Linked DNA regions of Mus musculus: region 1 is linked to region 2. A link is a loop called in an ENCODE intact Hi-C map of the cell type or tissue named here. Cell type or tissue: heart. All regions are shown on one strand.

Evidence for each region. Hi-C counts contacts between places; a loop is a spot of excess contacts. Peaks named below come from ENCODE experiments on the same cell type or tissue, not always from the same donor. Only the 100,000 strongest peaks of a DNase experiment are listed, where the experiment ranks them.
Region 1: it touches region 2 in a loop (2.3-fold over the local background); 1 of 42 quality-filtered maps calls a loop at or near these places.

The regions. Positions count from the first base shown.
Region 1 is chr2:72,588,110-72,596,109 of GRCm38, reverse strand. No RefSeq gene overlaps it. Among named protein-coding and RNA genes, the nearest start is that of Gm30069, 23 kb to the left of the region's middle. In heart, no CTCF peak of the experiment used is centred here; a DNase peak (open chromatin) is centred at 7,129.
Region 2 is chr2:72,749,584-72,757,583 of GRCm38, reverse strand. The region is part of intron 4 of 6430710C18Rik (RIKEN cDNA 6430710C18 gene); the gene reads left to right. Among named protein-coding and RNA genes, the nearest start is that of Gm46747, 9.6 kb to the left of the region's middle. In heart, no CTCF peak of the experiment used is centred here; a DNase peak (open chromatin) is centred at 4,833; H3K27ac peaks cover 1,607 bases.

The sequences.
Region 1 (8,000 bases), 160 kb after region 2:
ATCAGTGCCCTTCAGCAGAGTTCAACTCAAATGCTTACAGCCCCTCTGGGGCCTGGCAAGGCTCTGACATCACAGGGGATGGCCTGCCACCAAGACCCTTTCCACTATCTGGTCCTGGAAAGAAACTCATTTAAAAAAAAAAAAAGGTATTTTGAAGATACTCTGTGATAGCTTTTTGGCTTATTTTTCAAAATCCTTACATTTCATCTCAGTCTCAAAATTCCTTAAAATGCAACCCTTATTAGCTAGATGAGACTAGATGAGATCTTACTTCAATCCATTCCTCAATATTATACAAACAGTTTAAAGGTGATGTAGAAGTTGCCTACTTGAATATAGTGAAAGTCACTAAGTTAGATTAATTAGAAAAAAATTAGTAAAGAATACAAAATACAGTATTTTAAATTTTATTTTTATTTACATGTATGTGTGTGTATGTGTGCACCACATGTGTGTTTGGGGAAGAGGGGTACCCAAGAAGATCAGAAGAGAGCATGATATTCCCTGAAGGCATAGTTAAAGGTGGTTGTGAACCACCGGACATCGGTGCTGGGAACCGAACTCAAGTCTTCTTAAAGTGCAGCAAGTGTTCTTAACCACTGAGCTACCTCTTCAGCCCTTAGAATTCTTTTTAAAATCAGAGCTATAGCCATTTCAAATAATGTGCCCTTGTTCCAATGGGCTGCAAGAACTCTGAATATGGGCATTAAAAATCTAGTGATGCAAACATAGCATGTGATTATGTGTTGGCTCATAAACAATAATTCTAAAGGAGTGCCTTTACACTGAAAACTATGTTAGCGAAAGCCATAGACTGTCTGTCTAAATAAAAATGCCCCCCATAGGCTCATATATTTGAATGTTTAGTCATCAGGGAGTGGAACTATTTGAAAGGATTAGGAGGTGTGGCCTTGTTGGAGGAAGTGTGTCATTTTGAGGATTCACACCAGGCCAGCAGTCAGTCTCTGTCATCTCTGTCTCTGTCTCTGTCTCTGTCTCTGTCTCTGTCTCTGTCTCTGTCTCGTCTCCTCTCCTCTCCTCTCCTCTCCTCTCCTCTCCTCTCCTCTCCTCTCCCTCCCTGTTGCTTCTGGAACAGAATGTAGAGCTCGCAGCTCCTTCTCCACACCATGTCTGCCCACATACCATGATGCTCCCAGATGTGGTGATAATGGTCTAAGCCTCTGAAATTGTAAGCAAGCCCTCCCCATTAAATGCTTTCTTTTATAATGGTTGCCTTGGTCATAGTGTCTCTTCACAGCAATAAAACAGTGACTAAGACATCATCACTTCAGAAAAATACACAAAACACACAGATGGGGTCTGGACATATTCTCTTCAAGCCATCTAAAGCATTCTTTATCTCCTTAAATAAATTTTTATTTTTTTAGGCAAATATTTTCAAGAGAAAAATTATATTTCAGTTTAAATACCAAAGAAATTACTATTAATAATGAATAACAGGAGACCTAAATCAGTAATTGTATATCTTGGCCTCCTTTGTCTCTGTAATTCTAGTTTCCTTCTAGTAAGTTCTAAATTCACCTTATTTTATGAATGACACCTCCAAAATATAAAATATGTGTTATAGGTTCTCATTGGTGAAGTAAGATAGAATAAAAGTATTTAAATTAATAATTTTTACCACTAGTATGACGCAGGTTGAGAAAATTGCTGTTGCAATATTAATTCACCTCTTTTTTTTTATTGCTCCCTAAGATCTATGTGTTTGTAGGTTAAAAGAATTGTTCTACTATGCAGACTCCCTTGCAGCTACCAAACAGTGGTCATTGAAAGTGTCTAGGAGCAAACTCCAGAAACATCCTTTACAAGGTCTCCATGATTTGTCCACTTACACGTTGTCCTCTACCTGGAATTGAAAAGCATTTGCTAGAATTCTAGAATCCATTTAAGAACCAAGAAGACAACAGAGATGGCTAAAGATGGCCAAGTGAACGTATAAGTAGAGAAGGGACAGCTGTGACACCAGCACTGAACATATTTGTCTCTAGATTTCATAGTTCAGGAGAGAAATAGAACTTCTGCTGTGCTCAAGGCATTGTTTGGCTGACTTTTCTTCTATCTACAGCTGAACCCATATCCTAAATGAAAGACCCACATCCTCTCAGCCAGCCCTCCATCACATTTGTCCCACTGGCTCTTAGGGCAGAACTTCTGATGTGTGTGTGTGTGTGTGTGTGTGTGTGTGTGTGTGTATGTGTGTGTGTGTGTGAGAAACCTGGAATCTGGGGTGGAACTCACGTCTCTAAGCTCCCAAATGAGGCTGATGCTGCTGGCCTACAGCTTGGTCTGAAGAGTGAGGTCTAGAGGTTTTAAATACTAACTGCAAATTGCACCCATGTGTGATTTTGTACTTTTGTTCTTGAGGAGAGAGCCCATTGTTGTTGTCATACTCTCAAAGGAGCCAGTCAAACAAGAATATTTAAAGCAGATATTGTGTGGGATTAATTGGCAATAAAGGAAGATGACTACAGGGTTGGATGCCCATCCTGGAATCCCCACCTTAGAGGACAGCAGATACACTGGTTATTCTCTGTCTGCCTGGTTCCCAATTCACTCCAAGTCCTGACCCTGCCTTGCCCTGGCCCGTCTCTGGGCTCTGGGAGGAGGACTCTCTCTGAGCTCTGTCCCTTGTATTTTTTTGTCAACGGATTCTGATTGGGTGTGACTAACAGAGGGATCCGAAAAAGATGTGGAGAAGAGAGGGGTGGGGTTTCCTTCCCTGCTTTCCTATTTTGAGTCTTGTCTCTAGTATTAGAATATCCCTCCTTTGGCATACCCCAAAGCTCATAGGACTAACCTACTGACAGCCTTCCCTTCTCTTGAGCCCTTAAATGCCCTCTCTTCCTTCTTATTTCTTAATTAATTACCTATCAACAGGGGCTCCCTAAGTAGCTCTGGGTAGACTGAAATTCAAGATCCTGCCTGACCCTCCTGTGTGTAGGGATTAGAGGAATGTGCTATCATGCTCAGTATAATTCATTTCTTTGTAGGCCTATATTCTTTGTCTGACAAGCACATGGAGAATGACAGCTTGGTCTCCCCTACTTCCTTGGTGCCTAACATATGCAGAGAGCTTTAAACATGGAAGGAGAGAGAGGAGCACAGAGAGGTCGGAAGGTCCTCTGCAGTTTTACTCCCTCCCTCGCCTCGGGAGGGAAGCAGCAGTCATCTTCCCTCCTTTTCCAAGAGTTTTTATGTTTCCATGAGATGTCATATGTGCTCTGAAAATATCAGAAGAGCTGGGACTCAAGCCCCAGACAGTCACATAAGACAAGCAAGAGGCTGCTGTGTGATGGGGACACCTTGCCAGGTGTGATCAGATGCTTTCACATAGCCTGTTCTGCCCATTCCTCTAGGAATGCATCCGATGACACAGGCTAAAAGCTTTTTATCATTGTTATTTGCACAATAATTGGTTTGGGTTTTTTTTTTCTTACACCTGAGCAAAATATTTATTCTTTGCAAGACCCCTGACTAAAACATATGCTGTTGGAAACAGAGAAAACTGTGGCTATCTTACGGAAGTTCATTTGGTATTCATAATGGCGCCCTTAGAGATAGGCAGAGAGGATGAAATCATTTTAATAACTGCCGTCTCCTCTCCTTCCCTGCCAATAACCCTGATTCTTTACCCTTGCTTCACACACTTCTCTGCTTGACCCACATGCGCAGGGTCTTTATGAGCCAAACCACAAGGAGAATATTCATCTGCCTTATTCTGTATGCTTTTGTCTCTCTGCCTGCTTCACCTCCTCTGCAAGATCTCTCAAAAAACAATAAAGTAATGTGTTGTGGCAGCTAAGTACACGCCAGGCGACATTCACAGCCAAGTCTACATCACTTACAGTGAAAGCCTTTGTTGTCTTTATGAAGTGTGTGTGTAAGGGCTCCTGGTGACTCAGGCCCCGCTGGTTATTAATCACATTGTTTGGTATCATTCTTCCTGTTGTGCAGAGCAATGTAAGTGACATCTGTCTCAAAGCTAACTGTCAATGTCTTCTTTAGCCAGATCCTCTGTCTTAATCCTGCCTCCTTTGCTACTGGGCTTGTATCAGATCCCTAGTGAGTCTCTTACTGGGATGTCTAACTCAACGGAGCACAAACCACACTCGAATGTTAGTTTTGTATCTCCAGATGGTGCTTAGGGCTGGGGGTGCAGCTTGGGAGTTGAGCACTTCTTATCTAGTATAGACAAGGCCCTGGGCTTGATCCCTGACCCTGGGTTTGATCCTGAGCCCAAACAAAACTAAACTAAAGAATAATACCTGTCAGCCTTGAAGCAGGATGCGGCTTACTTGCTGCCTTGAAAGAAGGCTGACTCCCACTCCTCGCCCCCTCCCCCCCCCCCCCCCGAGAGCAATTAAAAGAAGTGGTAACAGAAGAAGAGAGAGAGGAGGAATAACAAAAAGGAGGGGATGGGGTAATGATTGCTTCCTAATTCTCAAATATCCTCATTTTCTCCAACTCAGGTCCACAAGTGGACCTTAGAAGTCTGGCTTTCACTGTGTAGAAATCATCTTCCTCTGATGTTAGCCCCCCTGTGAGGAGAGTGGAGGGTTTTTTCGGTGACACCAAACACAGAAGAGTATGAATCTATTTGACCTCAACGTGAGTAGCATTCCTGTCATCCACGTTTCAGTACTAGGTAAGAGCTGCTAGAAGAGAGACCCTAGGGTGACTCAGACACAAGGAAGTCCTGACTCCTCAGGAGCCCTCATACTGGGTGGCCCCAAGGGGAACTAGAAACCAGGCCCTGTTTTGATGGGTCCTAAGACATAGTAGACCTAGGATAGGGCCTGACCTTGTGCAGGACAGATCTCTTCTGTAGAGAGCTGCTCGTCTGAGGCTTCCCGGGAGCTGATGGAGCAAGCTCTTTTTGTAGCTAGAGGACCTGGGAAATGTGTGAGCGCATCCTCCACACCCTGTCCTCTGGTGGATCTCACAGGGCTTGGCTGTGCAGCTTCCCAAGGCTTCTGGTGCTCAGAGCTGGCATCCTGTGACAGAAAAAAATCCGTTTTCAGGCAGCAAATGCCCAACCCTTCATTTGGTTTTCAAAATTCCACCATCCATATCCTTGCAAGAAGAGGGAGAGAGGAAGGAAGAGAGGGAGGGAGGGAGGGAGGGAGGGAGGGAGGGAGGGAGGGAGGGAGGGAGGGAGGGAGGAAAAGAGGGAGGAAGGGAGGGGAGGAGGGAGGAAAGGAGGGAGGAAGGGAGAGAAGGAGGGAGGGAAGGAGAAAGGAAGGGAGGGAAGGAGGCAAGAAGGGAAGGATCAGCCTCCTGTTCAAGGTGATCTGATTCTCTTTAATGGTGATGGCTTACAGACAGCAGACATAATCGTGGACATCAAACCTGAAAGTTTTGTCTTTGCTCTGAAGAACAAAAGAGAGTGTCCTTTCTTCTGCCTCTCCCTCTGACCTGCAGCAGCCATCTCTCAACCATAAGCATATATGCCTAAAGACAAAAGCCAGGTGGTAGACCTTTGAATCAGTAAGAACCTGGTTCTTTGATGACTTCACTTTATTACTGTACCTTAGAATCCCTTTTCTAGCTCTCCCACTACAGGAGATTACAAGTGTGTTTACTTTTTAAGCCCTGCACTTTGAAAATGATACACAGGAATATACTAACATTTTCTAGTATATAGACTACTAACAATTCATGCCATTGAACGAATAAATGCCCAGAGCATATATATATACCCTGTGTGAGATGTGGTGACAAAGACTTCATTGCTATACATTCCCTTTTTGTGTGTGCAATGAGTGCAAAGTGCTATGAAGGGAGGGGACCAAAGACTGCTCGACCTCAGGGAGAGCGAGACTGGCTGTTTATTGCAAGGATGGATTCAGGGACCTTTATAAAGACACATGGAAAAACAAACACCCTACTTATGACCAGCTACTTGGGCGGGGGGGGGGGGGGGAGAGATGCTGATGAAAAGAAGTGGTTCACACCTCAGAAGAGTGAAACCACAGGAAAGTTCAGCTGGTAATGATGCATTCAGACTACAGCCTAGGAAAGGCCCCGTGTTGACTGTCGTTGCTAACCCTCCAGCCAGCTATTTCCTCTTTCATTTGATCATTAAAGAGCTCCCTTCCTTGGATTTTGAGCTTGCGGGAACTCCATTCTTTGACTAATTCACCTTCAAATAAAAGCTGGGTCTTGATGTATTACAGTGGGAGGCTGGGCCATGCTTATAATCCATCATCCCATTCAGCTGATGGCGAACTCCCAGGGGAGAGAAACCCAACATGTTGTTCTGACATGTTGGAGCCATGTGTGATCTAAGCCTGGAGCTCTGGTGATCTGTAATGACCTCTGGTCATCTATAATCTCCAAGGTGGCCCAGTTCAGAATAGAGACAGTCCTGGGCCACACAGAGCACTGGGTAGGCTTTAAAAACCCTACTCAGTGCTGAGAAAGAAAGATTTTTATGATGCTAATTGGCATGAAACACACTGGCTCTTTCAACTCACCCACTTTGGCACACTTAATAATCTGATCAAGAGACACACATCAGGGTACCAATTTCTTATGTGATACAGATCTTAAAAAAAAAAAATCAAAGCTTGAAGACAGCATTTCAAGTCTCTTAATCTTAATCACTGATTCCTAGAATTGCCTTTCAAGTCAGCATCCAGTCAATGCCAGGATGTACAAATATAGATGCTGATATTGGCATCTGAGTGGTTGCTGAAATTGTCTCCTTCCTGTTTGGTTTTAGACCTTTGGGAAAACACTCAAGAGCCCACACTAACCTGCTGCTGCCTGAGCCAAGAAGTGATTGACCTAACATGTCCTGAAAGTAAAAACCAGCCCTCATCCAAGCGCCTCCTTGCTTCACCAACCTTCCTGGTCAGGAACTGCCTCTCTGAAGAGGGCTTGACCCAGAAAATAGAAAGATGGCGAAGTCAGTTCTAAAGTCACGCAACTATGAATCAACTGGTCCTTGTACCTCATCTCTAAGGAGACTGAGGGTTTAAATGGAGTGCTTCACTCTCTCCAGCATCCTTAAGACGCCACATGTCTAGTGAAACTGTTTTCTTGGCAGAGACTCCAAGGACACAAAAATGGAACACTTTGTACCTAAATTCTCCACACATGCACTCCTCCCACGTTAGAAGTTGTTCGCAGCTGCAGAGGACAGGAAGTGAGGGCTTCCTCAAATCACGAGCAACAGACTTTCTTCTGGTGATACAACAATCCTACTTATTTTAACAATATCTCGATTTCCCATAAAAAGGAAAGCTAGCTAAATATACAGAAAAGTTTAATTAAAACATCATTCTTTGCTACACTTTACCAGGAAAACAACAATCATGATTAATTCTTTCTCAAATAGTGCCCCTCAATGGAATGAGAATGTCTGTCTGGTGAACAGTGTCTCATCAGGTCTCCTTTCCCTGTCCCCGCACCTAACATCACCATGTTACAGCACAGAATAAGCCCCACCCCCACCCCCACCCCCGTCTTTACTTCTGTTATGAAGAGCCATGTGGACTTCGGGTATTTAAACTTTAAAGCAGCAATGGAAACTTTATCATTGGCAAGCTCTAGGATATGTGCTATGCAGGGCAACTAGCTCGGTCCTGTTTACTGAGGCTTTCCACTGAAGTATTACTGCCATTTTTCTTAAGTCCATCCAGGGCAAAGTAGGATGGTGGCCTAGCAGTGTGGTCCTCAGGAAGGGATGCCCAAATCAGGCTAGTCCCAGAATTCTACTTTTCCCTGAGCAAACAATAAAATAAAATGTGGTAAAGGATATTTGGAACTGAATTAAGAACTGGGTTAGTATCTGGGCTGTGGTGGTACACACCTTCAATCCCAGCACTCGGGAGGAGGCACAGGCACAGCACAGGCAGGTGGATCTCTGTGAGTTTGGGGGGGAATGGAGAAGGGGAAGGGAAAAGGGGAGAGGAGGGGACAGGGGAGGGGAGGGGAGGGGAGAATTGGATTAGTAACAAGTATGCTCTGGGAGA
Region 2 (8,000 bases):
GGTCAGAGAGGTCTATTTGCAATTAGATCTAGCTAAGACCCATAACCAATGTGTATTTATCTGATGAAGTCAAAGCTGTTGCATATTTTACATATTTCATAAAGTAAAAATTTTGCAACGCTTTCCATGTGTCCCTTCTCAAACACCATATAATAATTTAACTGATCAACTAGCTCACCCACTATTCTTAGCTCCACTTTAAAATTTGTACGTTACTGCAGGTATATTTATAACTCTTAGTCCCTGATAGGTGGGAAGCATTAAACATTCAGAGAACCTTATAGCTCATTTGGGGGGGGGGGGTGGGATGAGAATTGAATATGATTTTAGATTTTTTTTTTTTTTTGCTAATGGCTCAGTCAATGTGCATTTTCCATTTTCCCGACTATGGCTAGCCAACTAGAGAGGACAATGATTCTTTATAGAAACTCTGAGACAAAAGGTATATAGCCCAGGATGAGCTATAAATTTTACAATTCCATTTTTAGTAGTGTTCATATCATTAATAAACTTCAAAGGCAGAAAAGATCCTTTGAAAGTGGAGTTTCGGGGTCAGCAGTGGAGTTGGCTTTAAGAATGAGCTTTCCCGCTGGATTTTAAAGGTTTTTCTCCAGCGTCATTTATTTCTTCAATTCCAAGAAAGCAAAGTGGAATTTAGTTCAATTTAAAATCTATTTATTATAAAAAGTTCAAATATTCACTCAGGAAGAGCAAAAAACGGCAAATCTCCACATATTCATCACTTCACAGTTTTTCTTATTTTGCTATGTGTGACTACCAGCCTTGTCTTTTGTTGAAGATGTATATAGTGAATTTCAAACACTGACTTTACCCTGGAATCCTTCAGGTGTGACTCGACTCAGCTGACACATTTTTCTTAGATCACCACAGTGCCCTCATGGCACTTTGCGTCAGCAAGGCTTCTTATCATTGTGACAAATGTCCAAGTCCATGGTCATTTGGATTTGAACTTCTGGACCTGAGATGAGACAGGATACCATGTCGATGGGTACACTTACCTCATGGGAGATGTGGGATGGAGGGAGGCAAGGCAGAGCAGGTAGGAGAGATATCAAGAATAAGGCACAGTTCCCAAAAATATAGTCTCCAATTATCCACTTCCTGCAGCTAGGCCCCACCTATAATGACCCACTGCATGCAACTAGGCCCTACCTCATTTAGATTCCTACCTGGGGACCTCTAAGTGTTATTTCATAATCAAACTGTAACATACCCTGAAAACAGTTCCTTAGCTTTGTTTAAAATGCCCTGTCCACATTAAACATTCCAAGTTGCCCTCCCAGTTGTTTTGGTTGTTTGTTCACCCTGAAATCCCAAAGAGGTTCATGTGTCACCTGTTTGCACACCTGGCATCTTCAAATCCAAAGTGACTGGAAGGATGGGGAGATAGCTGAGTTGGTAAAGGGCTTGCCTCACAAGCATGGGGACCTGAGTTCAGCCCCCAGGACTCATGTCAAGTAGTCAAGCACAGTGGAACACATCTGTCATGCAGGCCGTGGTTAGAGACAGGGGCATCCCTGGTGCTGGCCGACCATCCAGCTCATCCTAACCGGAGAGCTTCAGGCCTGTGAAACAAGTGAGGTGGATGGCTCCTGAGAAACAATATCTGAGGTTACCCTCTAGCATCCGCATGTATGGACACACACACACACACAAACACACACACACACACCCTAAAACAGTTCTCATCCAGTCCCCTTTGATTCATGCTGTTCATCTCAAGAGACTTTTTCTTTCTTTTTTTTTTTTTTTTATTGATTCTTTGTGAGTTGTACATCAAGGATCCCAATCCCACTCATGTATCAGCCCTTATCCTTGTAACCTCCTTCTCAAGGGAAAATAAAAAACAAAAATAAACAAAACATGAAAAATATCTTGTCCTGGAAACTATAGTGTGTCATAGTGTGACCCACCATTACCCTTTTGTTCACACATCTTGCAAATGTTTATTTCAATGAGTCATTGGTCTGGTGTGAGGCCTCTGGCTTCTGCTACATTATTGATACTGCACCCTCACTGGGACTCCTTTCTGATATCCTGTTGTTGCCCCGTGTCTTGGAGATCCTGCAGCTTTGGATCTGAGGGACTAGCCCTTTTATATCCTCCAGCAATTTATAGATAAGGCAGATGCTGCAGTGGACCAACTCAAAGCCCTGGATCTGGGCTTCGGTGGTAGCTGAGTTGGTCAGCCAGACAGCTCTACTGTAACCTCACCACCAGAGCAAGCTCTCCAGCATTGCCCTGGCCAGCTCACCAAATGCTGCAGCCTCCAAGGTTCAGGGTTAGCATGCTCAATCTCATGCATTCAGGGAGGCTCACCCAAACCCATGCCACCAGGGCCAGCTCTACTGTGCTGCCCAGGTGGAGTGCAGAGCCCACTCTCACTTGGGAAAGTGCTGCAGACAGTGAGGGAAGGGGCCAACACTGCACAGCCCTTGGGCCTCAACATGGCCCAGGCAGCAGTCGGGCCCAGAGACTTCCACACAGTCTTTAGTGGTAATATGGGCCATGGATATTGACACAGACCCCTGCTACTGCAGGGCCATGAACCCAGACATGGCCCTCAATGGCAGCACAGGCTGGGACTTCACCATGACCTCAGGTGGCAGGGCAGGAGGACTGTTCCTCTCCAGCCTCGTGTCTCCAGTCCTGCCTCTCTTTACAATGCTCAAACTGTTCTGCTCTTTTCTCCTTCCTGTCTTTCCGCCACTCTTTTGGGCCTGTGATGGCTTCCATTGAAGGCTGGCTATGCAGCTGGCAGGCCTCTAGGTCTCTTCCCCTGCCTGATATGCTTAGTGTGGTGACAGGCAGGCTTCTCCCAAAAGAGTCTTATTCTTTCGATGCTCCAGGTTCTGGTTTTAGCTGGTGTTCAATATGGGATCTCTTATGTTTTAATTATGAAGGCTTTAACTTATGGAGGTGCGACATTTGACTTTTCTTCATGTTCTATCATACCAGGAAGTAGGAAATGTAGGCTTTATCCGAGTTTAGTGATGCCAAGGCTTATCAATGAGTCCAGCTGGAGATGATCCTTCCAGTAGGACACTGATTTCACTCTCAGGACTAGAGAGAGTACCGAGAACACCTCTTCTTTATCTGTTCCTGTCTCAGCTCCCGTGGATGCTCACTGCCTTAGCAGCTATCACACGAGGGTGACGACGCGGCATTTTTACGACTTGCTCTTCCCTTTATTTTTATTATCTGGAACCTTACAGACAAGTTTCCCCTCATCCGTTGTCAATGGGTTGCTTTGAAATACAGCTCATGTAACAGAGACAGAATAAACGTTTAAGTCTTCCCAGCTCATCTGATTTTTAAGCGCTTGTCTTTGAAGTTGCTTCAACACTAATAGCTATGATGTCATTGAAAGTAGGGCATAGGTAGGGCTAGTGAGATGGCTCAGCAGGTACAGACACTTGCTGCCAAGTCTGATGACCTGAGTTCTGTCGCTGGGGCTGACAAGGTGGAGGGAGAGAACCCGCTGCAGCAAGCAGTCCTCTGACCTCTGTACTTTCTCTGTGTCACCTAAGCACACCCTTCCCAAATAAGTGAAGTGATAAAAAACATAAGGCCTCATCCTTTGGACCAGAGTCCAGTATGATAAGAAGCCTTCTCAAGAAGGCTACGTCTGTGCAATACTAGGAGAAAGGGCCATGCATAGCTACCCGTGTGGTGTGGCTTGTTTATTCTGAAGAGTTTTGAAGGGGAAAAAAAATCTATTCTATCACCATTATGTTCAGAATTATTTATTTTTCAATTACAAAATAATGACAATAAAAATACCACATCAACTAGCTGTTCCTAGCATATGCACTTAAAGGAGAGACATGGCGGCAAAGGTGGGGTGCTAAGCATGAAAATGAGCACCCCTTGAACCTTGACTGAGCTCCACAGGTTCACAAAGTAACAAATTCTTTAGCAATAGGCACACTGCATCTGTCCCGGCCAGTTTTACATCAGTTTGAAACTGTATAGAGACATCTGAAAGGAGGGAACCTCGATTGAGAAAATGTCTCCATAAGGTCAGGCTGTGGGTCAGACTGTAGAGCATTTTCTAAATTAGTGATTGGTAGGGGAAGGCCCAGCCCATTGTGGGTGGTGCCACCTTTGGGCTTTTAGTCCTGGATTCTATAAGAAAGCAAGCTGAGCAAGCCAGGCAGAGCAAGTCAGTAAGCAGCACCCATCTATGGCTTTTGCTTCAGCTCTTGCCTCTTGCTTGAGTTCCTGTCCTGGCTTCCTTCATTGATAGACTACAATGTGGAAATGTGAGCCAAATAAGCCCTCTCCTCTCTAATTTGTTTTTTGATCATGGTGTTTCGTTGTACCATGTTTTATATTGAAAAGCGTTTAAATTAGAGCATCTCTCCATCCATTAATCGCAGTGTGTGTGTTATATACCCCAAACAGTCTTATCAAGATGTCCCTGCTTTCGTTGGCATATCTGCAGCAGCCAGGGCTTGCTATTCCTTCTCATAAAGGCTCACTACATTTTACCACACAGAAGTAATTTGATAGTGTTGGTGATTCCAGGAATTGAGATTTCATGAGAAATTGTTGGCAAGGGGCCTTTTGCTTTCTGGGATGTTTGCCAGGAAGTTTATCTGTGTCTGTCTTCACAGACTTTGTTGACAATCGCCTTCTTAGCAGGTGACAGGTGTGACCTTTGATCCCTACCTTTCATCGCATTTATTTTAAAACTCCTTATCTTATCCATGACCCTGCAGTAAACTTCAAACAGGTCTGACTGCAAGGAGTAAGCTTTGGCTGGAACCTGTCAGCTGGGCTTACTGGACCAGGTGCTGCCTACACTATGTATTGTCTTCTCAGAAACCCCAGGGAAATGGGCTGTGGCCTCTTCCTGAGTACAGGGATGTGAACAGGAAGTAGATCTCTCTCCTTGAGAACGGCAAAGGCCCATGAGTTTAGACTGGAAATCCACTGCTTTCCCCGCTGAGCAATCTTGGCAGGAGTTTTGTGGAGTCAGGGCAGAGTGACGGCAAGGATGGAAACAGGTCCTCTCTTTTGATTCTCCGTGAGTTTGAACCAGACTCTCTGCTCTGGTCTGAATCCTTTCTTTTTAAAAGGCAGAAAAGATAGCTATCTTAGTGGTTGTAGAGACTCAAAGGCCCTTAAAGACTATAATCTCTGTTAATGTGGAGTAAAATACTGAGCTGATATAGCATAGTGTCCCAGATGGAGTCAAAACCATAACTACAAACTGGAATCAGGGGTGTTCAGGCATTCTCAATGCACCCCATACGCTCTCTCTGGGTGCCCAGCCCTCCACAGGCAAAGGCTACTTCTCACAGAGATAGTGGGGTCTGGGATCCAGAGGCAGAAGGTTCGTTTGGAGGCTGACTTCACCACTCAAGAACTTTGTGAGCTTGTACAATACTTAACATTTTTCTACAGCAGATCCTTCACCTCTATCAAAAAGAGTATAATCTGACACGTGGTGACATATACCTACAGTCCTAGTTAGTACTCAGGAACCTGGGGGATGGGGGGGGCGGGGGGGGTGGATTTTGAGTTTGAGGCCAGCCTGAGCTTCACCATGAAACTGTCTCAAACAACAAAATCCCTATAAAACCAAATCCTGGGTATTGTATGAGTCCCAAAAGATGTTAGCTATTAAGTGCTTAGAACAGAGCCTAATACTCACCACGCAGCAAGCTGGCATTGCCTTTTCTTCTTCCATGATTGCTACTGACTGGTGGGGTGGGGTGGGGTGGGGTGGGGTGGGGTGGGGTGGGGTGGGATGGTCAGAGTTGGTGTGAACAAGGCTCATTTTACCTTACATTCTGGCTCTGTGAGTTCAGACTAGTCTTTTGTGTGTCTGTGCCTTCATTTCCTCCTCTGCCAAATGTAGTTAAAAATAGAACTGATCTCATAGGACTCTGTTGGCGATTTACTGAGGATCAATGGGAGACACCCTTAGCTGTTGCCTAATATTACCAGGATTTTGGTTGTGTTAAGTTAGGTCAGAGGGGAGGGGACTGGGAAGATGCCATCCTTTGAACCTCAGGGAATGGATAACACAGGCAGAGGACACAGGAATCATTTTGTTTTTTTAGACAAAGTGACAAAGACTGGAGAATAAACCTTCCCCACCATTGGAAGAACAAGGAGGGGCTTCTGTGTCTTAATACTGTACAGAATGCTCGGGTGGCGGGTGAAGCCAGAGGTCACAGCTGTGACCCGTGAATGGCTCTCTTAGGTGCCCTCACTCACTCATCAAAAATATTTTTTGAGCACCTGCTGTACGTTAGCTATCATTCTAGGATTCAGCTGGATACCAGACAATACTTTCCCGTCAGGCACTTGCAGTTGGTGAGAAATGGGGGTAACACATAACAAATAACAAATACGATATAATATGATCTTCCTGGAACCTAGGATATGGATATGTTCAGCTTTAGTAAATGCTGCTAAGCAATTTTCTAAAGTAGCTATAAGGAGTTACAATCCAGCTCCCCAACAGTGTGTGAAGATCCAGGCCCTTGCCAACATTTAGTGCTTTCTTTTTTATTTTAGCCATTGTTTTGTATCATGGTTTAAATGAAGTAATTCATGAAGTTGAACACATTTTCCTAGACTTATTTTGTTTTCTCTTTGGCTTCTTCCTTCTCCTCCTCCTTCATCTTCCTCTCCCCCCCCCCCTTTCCTTTCCTTCTCCACCATCTTTCTCCTTTTCATCTGTGATGTGCACAGATCATGCAGTGGCTGCTCGATTTATTGAAGCCAGTCTGGGAAGAGCAGGAAGCTGATACGGCTGGAGGAGAAGGAAAAGAAACAGTGATCAGAGGGATGTGGAGGGACACGTAGTCTGGTGAGTCACAGTGAGAATGTGCTTAGCCAAGGAGAGTGTGGGTCATAAGGGGTCATGAGAAGCTGTTTAACAGGACCGTCTGCTAGACAGACTCATGATTCCCAGAGACTAGTCCCCAGAGTGCTCTGGAAGAGGGAACGGATGCTGCTACTTGTGATCCTTAAGATTATCCTGGGCTGTCTTGATGGCCCCTGCGTATTCATAAACATCCTTATAAGGAAAGACAGACAGGTCAGATGATGAGTCAGAGAAGGGACAGTGAGATGGCTCAGTCCATATCGCCAGATCTGAGCATGAGCGAGGGAAGGAGTCACGAGCTGTGCTGGTCTGTGTCACTTGTCAAGTTGACAGAATCTAGAACCACATGGGATCCTGAGCAAGCCTGCCAGGGATTATCTTGATTATGTTGATGGATATGGGAAGGCCTATTTTAGCTGTAGATGAGACTGTATAAGGGGAGAGAAACAGAGAGACAGAGAGACAGAGACAGACACAGAGACAGAGACACAGAGGGAATTGAGCAGCAGCATGTGTGTGTTCGCTGCTCTCTTCTGACTGTAAACATAATGTGAGCGGCTGCTTCAAGCTTTTGCTGCCTTCACACGGCTGCCATGATGGATGGTATCTTGAACTGTGAGCTAAAAGCCTTTCTTATTTCTGAGTTCTAGGCCAGCCTGGTCTACAGAGTGAGTTCCAGGGCATCCAGTGCTACACAGAGAAAACCTGTCTCAAAAACAAAACCAAAACAAAACCAAAACAAACAAAAACAAAAGGCCTTTCTTCTTTGAGCTGCTTTTGCCAGGACCTTTTTCTTTTTCTTTTTTCTTTTTTTTTTTTTTTTTTTTTTTTTTTTTGTCACAGTTGCAGCAACAGGAAAAGATTCTGGGATCTAGAAAAGGAGTGAGAAAGTATGGAGGGTTTTGGGGCTGCTTCTAGGAATTGGGCAAGAATTTGACATTGGGCTAGGACAAGAAAGTAGGCGCAAGGTAAATACAGCTGAGGAATGTGTTCTTTGTGTCTTGATGGGTCTTGTTAAGACCCTGAACACAGTAATGGGACCTTTGCTTATGCTTTGTTTGTTCCTTAACTACTCTGTTTATGCCTTAGGACTGACCTTATTCTTCTTATGTACCTAGAATGGTATAAAAGC